Linked DNA regions of Homo sapiens: region 1 is linked to region 2. A link is a loop called in an ENCODE intact Hi-C map of the cell type or tissue named here. Cell type or tissue: endothelial cell of umbilical vein. All regions are shown on one strand. Each heading gives the region's core, and the rest is flanking DNA. Links, peaks and the distances in the headings are about the cores only. Region 1 has its middle 100 kb from the start of PTGS2. Region 2 overlaps PDC (phosducin).

What was found. Hi-C counts contacts between places; a loop is a spot of excess contacts. Peaks named below come from ENCODE experiments on the same cell type or tissue, not always from the same donor. Only the 100,000 strongest peaks of a DNase experiment are listed, where the experiment ranks them.
Region 1: it touches region 2 in a loop (10-fold over the local background); 1 of 110 quality-filtered maps calls a loop at or near these places.

What each region holds. Positions count from the first base shown.
Region 1 is chr1:186,573,376-186,578,763 of GRCh38, reverse strand. No RefSeq gene overlaps it. Among named protein-coding and RNA genes, the nearest start is that of PTGS2, 100 kb to the left of the region's middle. In endothelial cell of umbilical vein, for the core only: no CTCF peak of the experiment used is centred there; DNase peaks (open chromatin) are centred at 3,133 and 3,593; H3K27ac peaks cover 858 bases.
Region 2 is chr1:186,440,776-186,446,163 of GRCh38, reverse strand. PDC (phosducin) reads left to right here. Exons shown (of 4, transcript NM_002597.5): 4 at 1,658-2,598. The coding sequence ends at 2,185. The region is part of intron 2 of PDC-AS1 (PDC antisense RNA 1); the gene reads right to left. Among named protein-coding and RNA genes, the nearest start is that of PDC-AS1, 8.3 kb to the right of the region's middle. In endothelial cell of umbilical vein, for the core only: no CTCF peak of the experiment used is centred there; a DNase peak (open chromatin) is centred at 3,263; H3K27ac peaks cover 2,542 bases.

The DNA.
Region 1 (5,388 bases), core at 170-5,169, 130 kb before region 2:
AGGGCTTTTCTCAAGTGTGAACTGTCCAATGTTCGCTGAGGTTAGAACTATGGTGAGATGTGCCACATTCACAGCACTCATGAGGTTGTGCTCCTGTGTGAACTTTGTGGTTTTCAGCAAGGAGATTTCTTTGGGTAAAAGATTTCCCATATTCTCTGCACTTGTTAACACCTTGTGCCAGTATGATTTCTCCAGTGTTGACTGAAGGTGGAGCTTTGTCTGAAGGATTTTCCACATTTGCTACACACATAAAGGCTTTCACCATTGTTGACTCTGTGATGCATGAGTGAGGATTTGTAGCTGAATTCCTTCCCACGTCTACTGCACACAAAATGCCGTCTTCCAGGGTGGACATCCTGCTCCTGAGCAAGTGTGTGTTTGCAGCTAAAGGCACTATCCCCATGTAGAATGACTTTTCCACTGTAAAAGTAGGCCGTGAACTAGATGATTATGACTGATTTCTCCCCATTGTGAGTGGTCTGCTGCTGGGGATAGCCCAAGGTGCCCTGAAAGTCTTCCCTAACCTCCCTTACCTACACCATGTTGCAGGTAAAGGGCTTCTGTGACTCACTGAATGTGCAGATCTTCCCTGTCCAAAATGATTCTGGAAGAATTTTCTCCCATTTGCTGTTTCTGGTGCTGTTGAAGTTTTGCCCTGAAATAAAATTATTTCATACATGTCCCACACATGCACAGTGTCTGAATGAGTTGTGTTCCTGGGTGTTTAGTCAAGTGGAATATGTCTCTCAAGATCAAACTACACATAGCATAGGGCTGGATGTTCTCGGAAGAAAAACCTGCCTTGGCAGTCCTGGCCTGTAACAAATATAGAGAAACACTCAGTTCAAAGGGTGCCTCTGTATCCTCTGCTCCACTCCAGCCACCTGAGCTGGGACCGCCAGCCTGGCTGCCACCATTGAACTTCATGGCCAGAGCAAGGCCAGGAGCCACAGGCGACCACTGTGGGGGCCTGGGTACAAGGGTGCCTATCCTGGCCCTGGCACATGTCACCTTGGACAGTGGACAGTGCTACCAAGCCTCAGATCTGCCTCTACAGCAGAACAATTCCTCTTGTGCCTTCACAATGGTTAATTTTAGAATTGAGCATTTCATCTGCATTAAAGCAAAGTCAACATCTACAAATATTGCTTTGGATTTCTACCTCTTGGATGTAGAATTTAGATTTTCTTTAACCTATCAAGTCTACGGTATGGATACCACAATATAATATTAGTAAAATCAACTGAATCTCAAATTTTAATCCAGAAGTAGAGAGTTGAAAGAGTAAGGAGGCCAGAGAAAACAAGATTAGATCAAGTTACCTGAATTACTTTCAAAGTGATGTAATGCAAGCGTGCTGGGAAAAGTGCCAAGGTATGAAATTGAAATAAGCAGGTAAATGTCATGGTATTAAAGTCCTTTGTATGCCAGATGTATTAGAAAAGCATTGAAGAGCTACTGAAAAATGTTGAGCAGGGACTGATACAGACAGCTTGCAGAGTAGAAAGGCAATCCTGGAAGCAGTGTATTGTGGATGTTGGGCTAAGAGTAGTGAGGAGAAGAGTGGGTGAAGGTTGATGGTATCACTGCACTCGAGGAAGCTAATAAACAAGATATTTAATAAGGAAAGCCTGAATTAAGGCAATGATATCAGCAACAGAAAGTTGGATCAGATTTGGTAAATAATTAGCTATATAAATACATAACTATATTTATTAGCACCTATACATATGGTTCCTCTATTTAAAAAACAAAACAAAACTCTGTTAATTACTCATGTGACCTTTACCTTCCTTCCTTACTGTACCCTCACAAACATCTCAATTCCTCTCTGTCACTCCCCACACATTCTTTTTCTTTTTTTTTTTCAGGGTCTCTCTCTCTATGTCACCCAGGCTGGAGTGCAGCGGCGCAATCACCACTCACTGCAACCTCTGCCTCCTGGACACAAGTGATCCTCCCACCTCAGCTTCCCAGGTAGCTGGCACTAAAGGCCCATGCCACCATGCCCAGCTAATTTGTATTTTTAGTAGAGAAGGGGTTTCAGGCCGGGCGCAGTGGCTCATGCCTGTAATCCTGGCACTTTGGGAGGCTGAGGCAGTTAGATCACCTGAGGTCAGGAGTTTGAGACCAGCCTGGCCAAAATGGTGAAACTCTGCCTCTATTAAAAATTAGCCAGGCATGGTGATGCACACCTATAATCCTAGCTACTCAGGAGACTGAGGCAGGAGAATCTCTTGAACCCAGGGGCAGAGGTTGCAGTGAACCAAGATGGCACCACTTCACTCCAACCTGGGCGAAAGAACAAAACTCCATCAAAAAAAAAAAAAGAGAGAGAAGGAGTTTCACCATGTTGCCCAGGTTGGTCTTCAACTCCTGACATGCATTCTTTTTTTGTGTTCTTGGCTTCAAATTCTTCCCAGGATGTTAACATTACCACTTAGCCACCATGATGTCAGGAAGACTACAAGCTCTTTGAGAATTGAAGCCAAGATTTGCTTGTTCACCACCCAAATGTCTGGCAATAGTGTCCAGCATACAGTAAGTACTCCGTATATTTTTGCTGAATAAATAAGTAGTTGGCTTCCCTTTAGCTACATTTGGAAGGTCTACTATGTCTGCTAGAGTTCTTTGTTGCTAGGTACAGAAACCATCTCTGAGGAGACAATGAGAAATGAAGACTTCGGGGTTGTAATAAGGAAAGCGGGTAAAGGTTGTATAGCTAATCAGCAAGGTTTTTAACTAAGCAATAGGGAATGTATTGGAAGGTCAATAGGAGATACAGAATCTATAGAAAGGCTGGCACAAACACAGGAAACAAAACAAATCTTTGAAGGCAAAAATATAAGAACTACAAAACTTTCTTGGTTAGAGCATTAAGACATCACCAATGAAATAAATACATTCTCTTTGTCACTTTGTTTGAGATCAAATTACAAGGTAATAACATCTAATTGGCACAATTTGTGTGAAATACCTAACTATAATTAAGGCTAAAACTCTATCACCAAGAACATAGCCCAGACAGTGAAGTCTCTGTGAGTACTTGTTCAGTTTTCAAAAGTTGCTGAACCTTTAGTTAGGACAGATCATGTGATTTCTGTCCAGCTGGATTATATCCAAGGGGAAAAGGTTAATTCACTAAAAGCAAATCTCATGTCAGAAGTAGAACAAGATATAAGGCAGCCAAAAAACCAATAAATATTTGCCACATCTAAAAAATGCTAAGAATACAGTAGGTTTTACCACATTCTGAATACTCAGGAAATCCTGTAATTAATGTTGTGTAATCCAACAGCATTTTAAAAAAGGAAGTGGCCAAGATAAAATTATATTTAACAATAAAATTGGGATGCTAAACCATGATTTCTTCCCCTTTTCCCTATCTCCTTATTTCCTACTTTCTGCAAAGTTGAAGTAATGTGGCTTCTGGGATACTACTTATGTGCCTTGCTTTTTTATTACTATTTGCAGCTGTTTATAAATTCCTCTTTTTTATTCCCCATTCTTTTCCTTCCTCCTTGGAAAGCAACAAAGAGATTATTTTCTAATGTGATAATAATCTTTCTTATGTTATTATTTTTCTGCTTCCTTGCTTCACTCTGGAATTCATCTCCTTCCCTGATTTAACCCAGCCCCAGAGTCTTAACATTCAGAGTATAACATCATTAAACATTTCCTCAACTGAGTCATGTAAATAAGGATAGCATTTACTATTAAAGTTTAACAATTTGCTAATATGAAACCTTTGGGCTGGGCGTGGTGGTTCATGCCTGTAATCCCAGCACTTTGGGAGGTTGAGGTGGGCAGATCATGAGGTCAGGGGTTCAAGCCTGACCAACATGGTGAAACCCCATCTCTACTAAAAACACAAAAATTAGCCAGATGTGGTGGTGCACGTCTCTAGTCCTAGCCACTCAGGAGGCTGAGGCAGGAGAATCACTCGAACCTGGGATGGGGAGGTTGCAGTGAGCCAAGATCCTGCCACTGCATTCCAGCCTGGGTGACAGAGCAAGACTCCATCTCAAAAAAAAAAAAAAAAAACACCCTTACCTTTTGCTAGATCCACATAAAACAGGATATGATAGAATGCTGTGAAGAGTGAAATGCTTTCTTCACAAAAGTAAAAATACATTATATTATTTTAACATATTATTTATATGGTGTTGGCATGATAGCCATGAGGTTTATCCAAAGCCTTGCAATTACTGATTATTATAAGGCCATCTCTAACTTGTTGAAAATAACATGAGAGGAAATGACAAAACTCATAATGATATCCATATTCAGAGTATTTTTTTTTTCAGGAAAAGCTCTGATGAATAATTATTAAAAGCAGGTGTGATGAGGTAAATTTCAGACTATAAAACTCTGGACAGAGTGAAAGGGATGCAGTCATGGTTTAAGGGTGGAAGTGTTGCCCACGTAGTTTCCTTGAATGATAAGGAGAATTTGATGCTTCCAATAAATCAGAATGATAGAGAATCTTATCTCAGAAGAGTAAAAAGAGTAAAATGTAGCAACATTGAAATTTTTATGTACCTCAGACACTTTTAATGGCTTGTGTGACTGCAGTACAGCAAAGCAGTGAAGGGTTAGACAAACTTAGGTTAAATTCTTGCTCTACTATTAAGAGTGTGGCTTTAAGTAAGGTTTCGCATTTAATTCTCAGTCTTGACATGGAAATAATGCTTTCTTTACAGAGTTGCTGAAGGAATTAATCACACAATATGTGTAAAGCTCATTAAACAGTTACTGACACGAAAGAAGTTATTAATATGTCAACTGAATATTTGTTTACAGAATACTATTCATAGAGACACCCAATGATGGTGCAACCTAACACCAAAGACACAGAAGAACCTGCTAAATGCAAAGATAAAACTTTCTGTAGTGCAACACTGAAATAAAATACATAGATTTAAAAAGCCATTTTTTTTTTACCCAAGCTATAATTTCTGTAAAATTTCTAGGAAATACATTAACTGTTTATTATGAGTCTCTCCTGATTTGGCTAAAAGGGAAGTGACATTATCCACTTTTCTATTTAAGTTGAGTCTATGAAGATAATTATATATCCAGATTTTGTGTGTGTGTGTGTGTGTGTGAAATGGTCTCACTCTGTCAGCCAGGCTGGAGTGCAGTTGTGCAATCATAATTCACTGCATCCTCCAACTCCCGGGCTCAAGCAATCCTCCCGCCTCAACCTCTTGAGTAGCTAGGCCTACAGGAACACAGCACTATGCCAGTCTAATTTTTTATTTTTATTTTTGTAGAGACAGAGTCTCACTATGTTGCCCAGGCTGGTCTCAATCTCTTGACTTCAAGTCATCCTCCTGCCTCAACCTCCCAATGCACTGGAATTATAGGTGTGAGCCACCACGCCTG
Region 2 (5,388 bases), core at 256-5,255:
CATCTGGGGAATTGTAACAAACCTGCTCCACTTGTTTTGAAAACATGTAAAGAAAAAATAAATGTAAAACTATTTTGAAACATGTAAAATACTACACAAATGTAACACATAATCACTATTAAAAATTTTATGCTAAGGTTAAACTTTGGAAATGTATCTGAATGCCTACATATCCATATGCCTGAATATGTGAATGAAACAAGTTTTCATATAAATGCTCAAATACATCTTCAAGTCAAATTTGTGTGGTTTGATCTGTTAAATTAACAGAACTATAGCAACAACTTAAAAATTATATGAAACATTGGAAATTTTTAGGATTAAAACTAAATTGGGACAATATTATTATTATTATTACTATTATCATTTTGAGACAGAGTCTCATTCTGTCACCCCAGCTGGAGTGCAGTGGCGCAATCTTGGCTCACTGCAACCCCTACCTCCTGGGTTCAAGCGATTCTCCTGCCACAGCCTCCCAAGTAGCTGGGACTACAGGCATGTGCCACCATTTTTTGTAGAGATGGAGTTTCACTATGTTGCCCAGTCTGTTCTCCTGGGCTCAAACAATCCACCTTCCTTGGCCTGCCAAAGTGCTGGGATTACAGGCATGAGCTCCCATACCCATCCCGGGACAGTAATCTTAAAACAGAAAAAAATATGATAAGGAAAAGAATGAGGACATTAGGGAAACAAATATAAGAAACAGAAGCAAAAGAAAGAAGTAATGAAAGCATCATAAACTTTTACTTAACTTAAATCTCAGTGTCTTCTGTAAAATGACACTAATAGTACCTACCTCAGAGGTTATCTGTAAGGATTAGATAACATAATCTACGTGAAGTACCCAACACCTGGTATGTTTTTCATAAACATTAGTTTCACGTGTTCTCAATTCTCCTCTACTTTAAAAATCCATGGTTCTGAGCTGCTCCACATCTATTAATCACACTATGCCCCATTGTTCCTTTATACCTTTTTTTCTTTTTTGGTTGGGGGAATAGGTGCTTAATATTCTGTTAAATACATTAATAATGGAGTAGCTATTATGGAAGGCCCTGCAGGTGACTTTTTATTCCAACTGCAATGAAAAGTAGCTATCTTAGAAAATGGAATTTGGGCCTTTTCTTACTTCAGCCCAAACTAGTGAATAATAATACCCTGGAGGGCTTGTTAAAATATGGATTACTTAGCCTCACTCTTATAGGTTCTAATTCAGTAAACCTAGGGTGGTGCCCAAATATTTGCATTTCCTAGAAGTTCCCAAGTGATGCTGATGCTGCTGGTCCAAAAATTAACCTCTTGGATGATCTGATGAACTCCAAATAGTAGGAAAAGCTGTCTTACTTGAATTTTTTGGATATTCAAAAAAATCAGTAAGTTATAAGATATAATAGTGTTTGTTGCTATAAAGAAAATAAACCAGCATAAAGATGGAGAGTGTGAGATGGGGACCTTTTTAGGTAAAGTAATCAAGGAAGGTGACATTTAAACAAAAGCTTCAATGAGGTGAAAGAGAAAGGCACATCAGGAGTGAAAGGTAGGTGGTCCAGGCAGAAAAAAAAGAGCAAAAGTACACTCCTTCGGTTGAGAATGGGCTTGGTATATCTAAGGAATAAAACTTCTGACTTAATAATTTCTATCATTTCTTTATTCTCAGATGAGCATTCAAGAATATGAACTAATCCATAAAGAGAAAGAGGATGAAAACTGCCTTCGTAAATACCGTAGACAGTGTATGCAGGATATGCACCAGAAGCTGAGTTTTGGGCCTAGATATGGGTTTGTGTATGAGCTGGAAACTGGAAAGCAATTCCTAGAAACAATTGAAAAGGAACTGAAGATCACCACAATTGTTGTTCACATTTATGAAGATGGTATTAAGGGTTGTGATGCTCTAAACAGTAGTTTAACATGCCTTGCAGCAGAATACCCTATAGTTAAGTTTTGTAAAATAAAAGCTTCGAATACAGGTGCTGGGGACCGCTTTTCCTTAGATGTACTTCCTACACTGCTCATCTATAAAGGTGGGGAACTCATAAGCAATTTTATTAGTGTTGCTGAACAGTTTGCTGAAGAATTTTTTGCTGGGGATGTGGAGTCTTTCCTAAATGAATATGGGTTACTACCTGAAAGAGAGGTACATGTCCTAGAGCATACCAAAATAGAAGAAGAAGATGTTGAATGAAGATTCACTATGTCAATATCTCATGTTTATCCTTTAGGTATTGGATGATGGTTTTGGTAGTATCTATATTGCTTTAGTGAACACAGAGTATGGGCACGGCTATGCTAACTTGACAAAAATGACTGATGCAACAATCGAGTTATTAGCATTTCTTAGTATTAGTTACTCAAATTGATACAATGCTTGACTACAAAACAGAGCTGTCTTCAGCAACATTATTAGTAGACAAAGAGGATGTGGATAATATTATGACATTTTTCAAAAATCCCTTTCAAGTTATGTTTTGTCTTTTTTACTCCATTTTCCCTCATCACTGTTATTATTTGGACTTTTCAAATTACATTATTCATTATAATTTTCTTTGTGTAATAAAAATGAAATCTCATGAGAAAATAAATTTTCTATTTGAAGTCTATTCTTTCTCAAGCATTACATTACCAAGACCCTAAAAACATTATAAAGCCCAAAATACAAAATATCATTCAGTAAAATATCTTATATTCCAACCAAATTAATGCATAAGAAACTTAGAAACACTGTGCCAAGTTAAAGTTGTATTTAAAAAAGGAAGCAATATGTTTTTATTCTCTGGGTGTAAGAATAATATTTAGTGGTAATAAAATTACAATATTCATTTGTTGATTGCCTATTATGGGCCAGTATTTTATACATATCATCTCTAATTCTTAACCACAAATCTGTACATAGATAGTATTACTCCCATTTTATAAATAGTAAAACAGAGAATCAGAGAAGTGAAGTGTAAGTTCTACTTTTATTTCCCTTGAAAACATTTGGAAGTCTCTCCTCCAACACAAAAACGTGGAAGTGAAAAATAAAATATGTTTAAATGTCTTTAAATGAACAATGAGATGAAGAGCAAGATAAAAGAAATTCCTAGGTGTCTGAATCACAGTAGAGAAATAATGGTGCTGACATAATATGGCCTGCAATTAAAGATATGGTACTTGATAAGTACCCAAAAAGGGGCTCCCTGTGAGAAATCTGTTTAAAGCAGGTTTGCACAATTTCCTGTGGCAGCCTAATGTTGAAATCAGACATTTGCCACAAAGTCTACTTTTCACTCTCCTAAATGACTATTGTTATAGCTTGTCTCCTTTCCATAAGCCTTTTATATCACTTTCCTCCACTTCAAACATTTCATCTTACTCATACTTCATTGAGAAAACAAAAGATATCAGATGAGACCTACTTCATCTTTCCATCACCAGATCTAAAGTGGACAGCTGAAGTAAACACTGTTTCTGCTGATGTCATGATGGAAGAAGTGTCCATTCTATCTAATGCCAACTGATCAAACTGTGCTGTGAATCCTACTCTTTTTATCCACGTAGTAATTATTTCTCCTGCAATTATGACTCCCCTCTCTGCATCATCTCTTTCTTCCTTCTCTATGTTGTATTATTTATATTGGCTTACATGTGAATTTTTAAATAGCCCACTGTTTAAAATACGCCCACCTATAACTTAAATTTTCCAGCTATCACTCACTTCTCTTTCCTTTACAATTGTGTCTCTCAAAAGAGATATCTAAAGTCACCATCTTTATTCCTCACTTCCAATTTTTTTTTTCATCTCACTCCAAGCAGGCCTTTGTTCCAAGTACTTAGAGTCAAACTTAATAGCCAATTCTCATTCCTTATTTTTTTTCTCCCTCTTAAAAACACGTGTCATAGTTGACTATTTTCTACACCACAACCCACCCTGTTTTTTTTTTTTTTCTTTTTCTTTTTCTTTTTTTTTTTTTTTTGAGATGGAGTCTCACTCTGTAGCCCAGGCTGGAGTGCAATGGTGCAATCTTGGTTCACTGCAACCTCCGCCTCCCAGGTTTGAGTGATTTGCCTGGGAGTAGCTGGGACTATTGGCATGCGCTACCACCCCTGGCTAATTTTTGCATTTTTAGTAGAGACGGGGTTTCACCATGTTGGCCAGGGTGGTTTCGAACCCGTGACCTCAAGTGATCCACCTGTCTCAGCCTCCCAAAGTGCTGGGATTACAGGCGTGAGCCATGGCACCTGGCCTCTTACCCTTTTTAAGTCACTTCTTTGGCTGATTTGAAAACTCACTGCTTGTTTGCTTTCTATTCCACTGACTATTCCTTCCAAGTTTCCTTTGCTGATTTATCCTCTAAACACCCCAGGTAACGTCCTCCAGTTCATAATCTTAATTACCATTTATATTAAGGCCACTCTCAAATTCACATCTCCAGTTTTATCTCTGTCCTAGACTCTAAAATCCTATGTCTCAATTGCAGGAAGGGAAGAAAGGAGGAAGCAAATGGTGTGGCAGTGGAGGGGAAGAAGGTCTGCGATTGTACTAGATTTTGGTGAAACAAAAGTGGGTGAGATAGAACTCCTGACTGTGACTACTCCCTAACATATGGTCACTTCAATAGGTACTGAGTGTTTTTGCTCATGAATCTAAAATTCCATCCTCTATTCTTCTTTATCAACTGGGAAAGTAATTTTAATTGCCCCATGGACTATTTCTAACTTGATGAACAACAGGCATATCACATGGAGAAAAAGTGCTAGAAAGGAGACATTCAGGGTAATTATATATAAAATAAGTAGCTTTAAAGTAATAGTTCAACATGTTTTCTCCTATCAAGTAATTGCTAACAAATGTATTAATCCCATACAGAGTTCTTTGCTAAGGAATTACTGGACCTAAAAAACTGTAGCAAAAAACAGGATCCTTGCATAATATATTTATAATTCAAAAACTCCTCAGTGGAACAACTCTTTATAAATTGACATTAATTCCATGGACTGAAAGTAAATACTTAGAAGAATGGTAGCAAGGCAGTAACGAAGAATAGTCAAATAAGCATCTTAAAAGAGAGCAATATTTTAAGAATAAAATATGTTATTTTTAATCATTAGCCATTGTTAACTGCGATGTAATGCAGTTTTGTCAGCCAGGCACAGTAAAGCAAGGCTGAACAGTGAAAGACTCATCTACAGAAAACAAGAATCAAAATGAGTAAAAATGAGTAATTTGAAAGATTCCTACTTAAAGAAACCTTTACTCTTGAAAGAAATAACCTACCGTGCCTTAATTTAAAATAGAGAACTAGCAAGCTTAAGCAGGACTAGGCTCAGGAATGTATTTAACCCATAATTGCCAAAACAAAAGTAACTAGGTGGCACCTGTTTATAGAGTAAATGATGATAGCAACC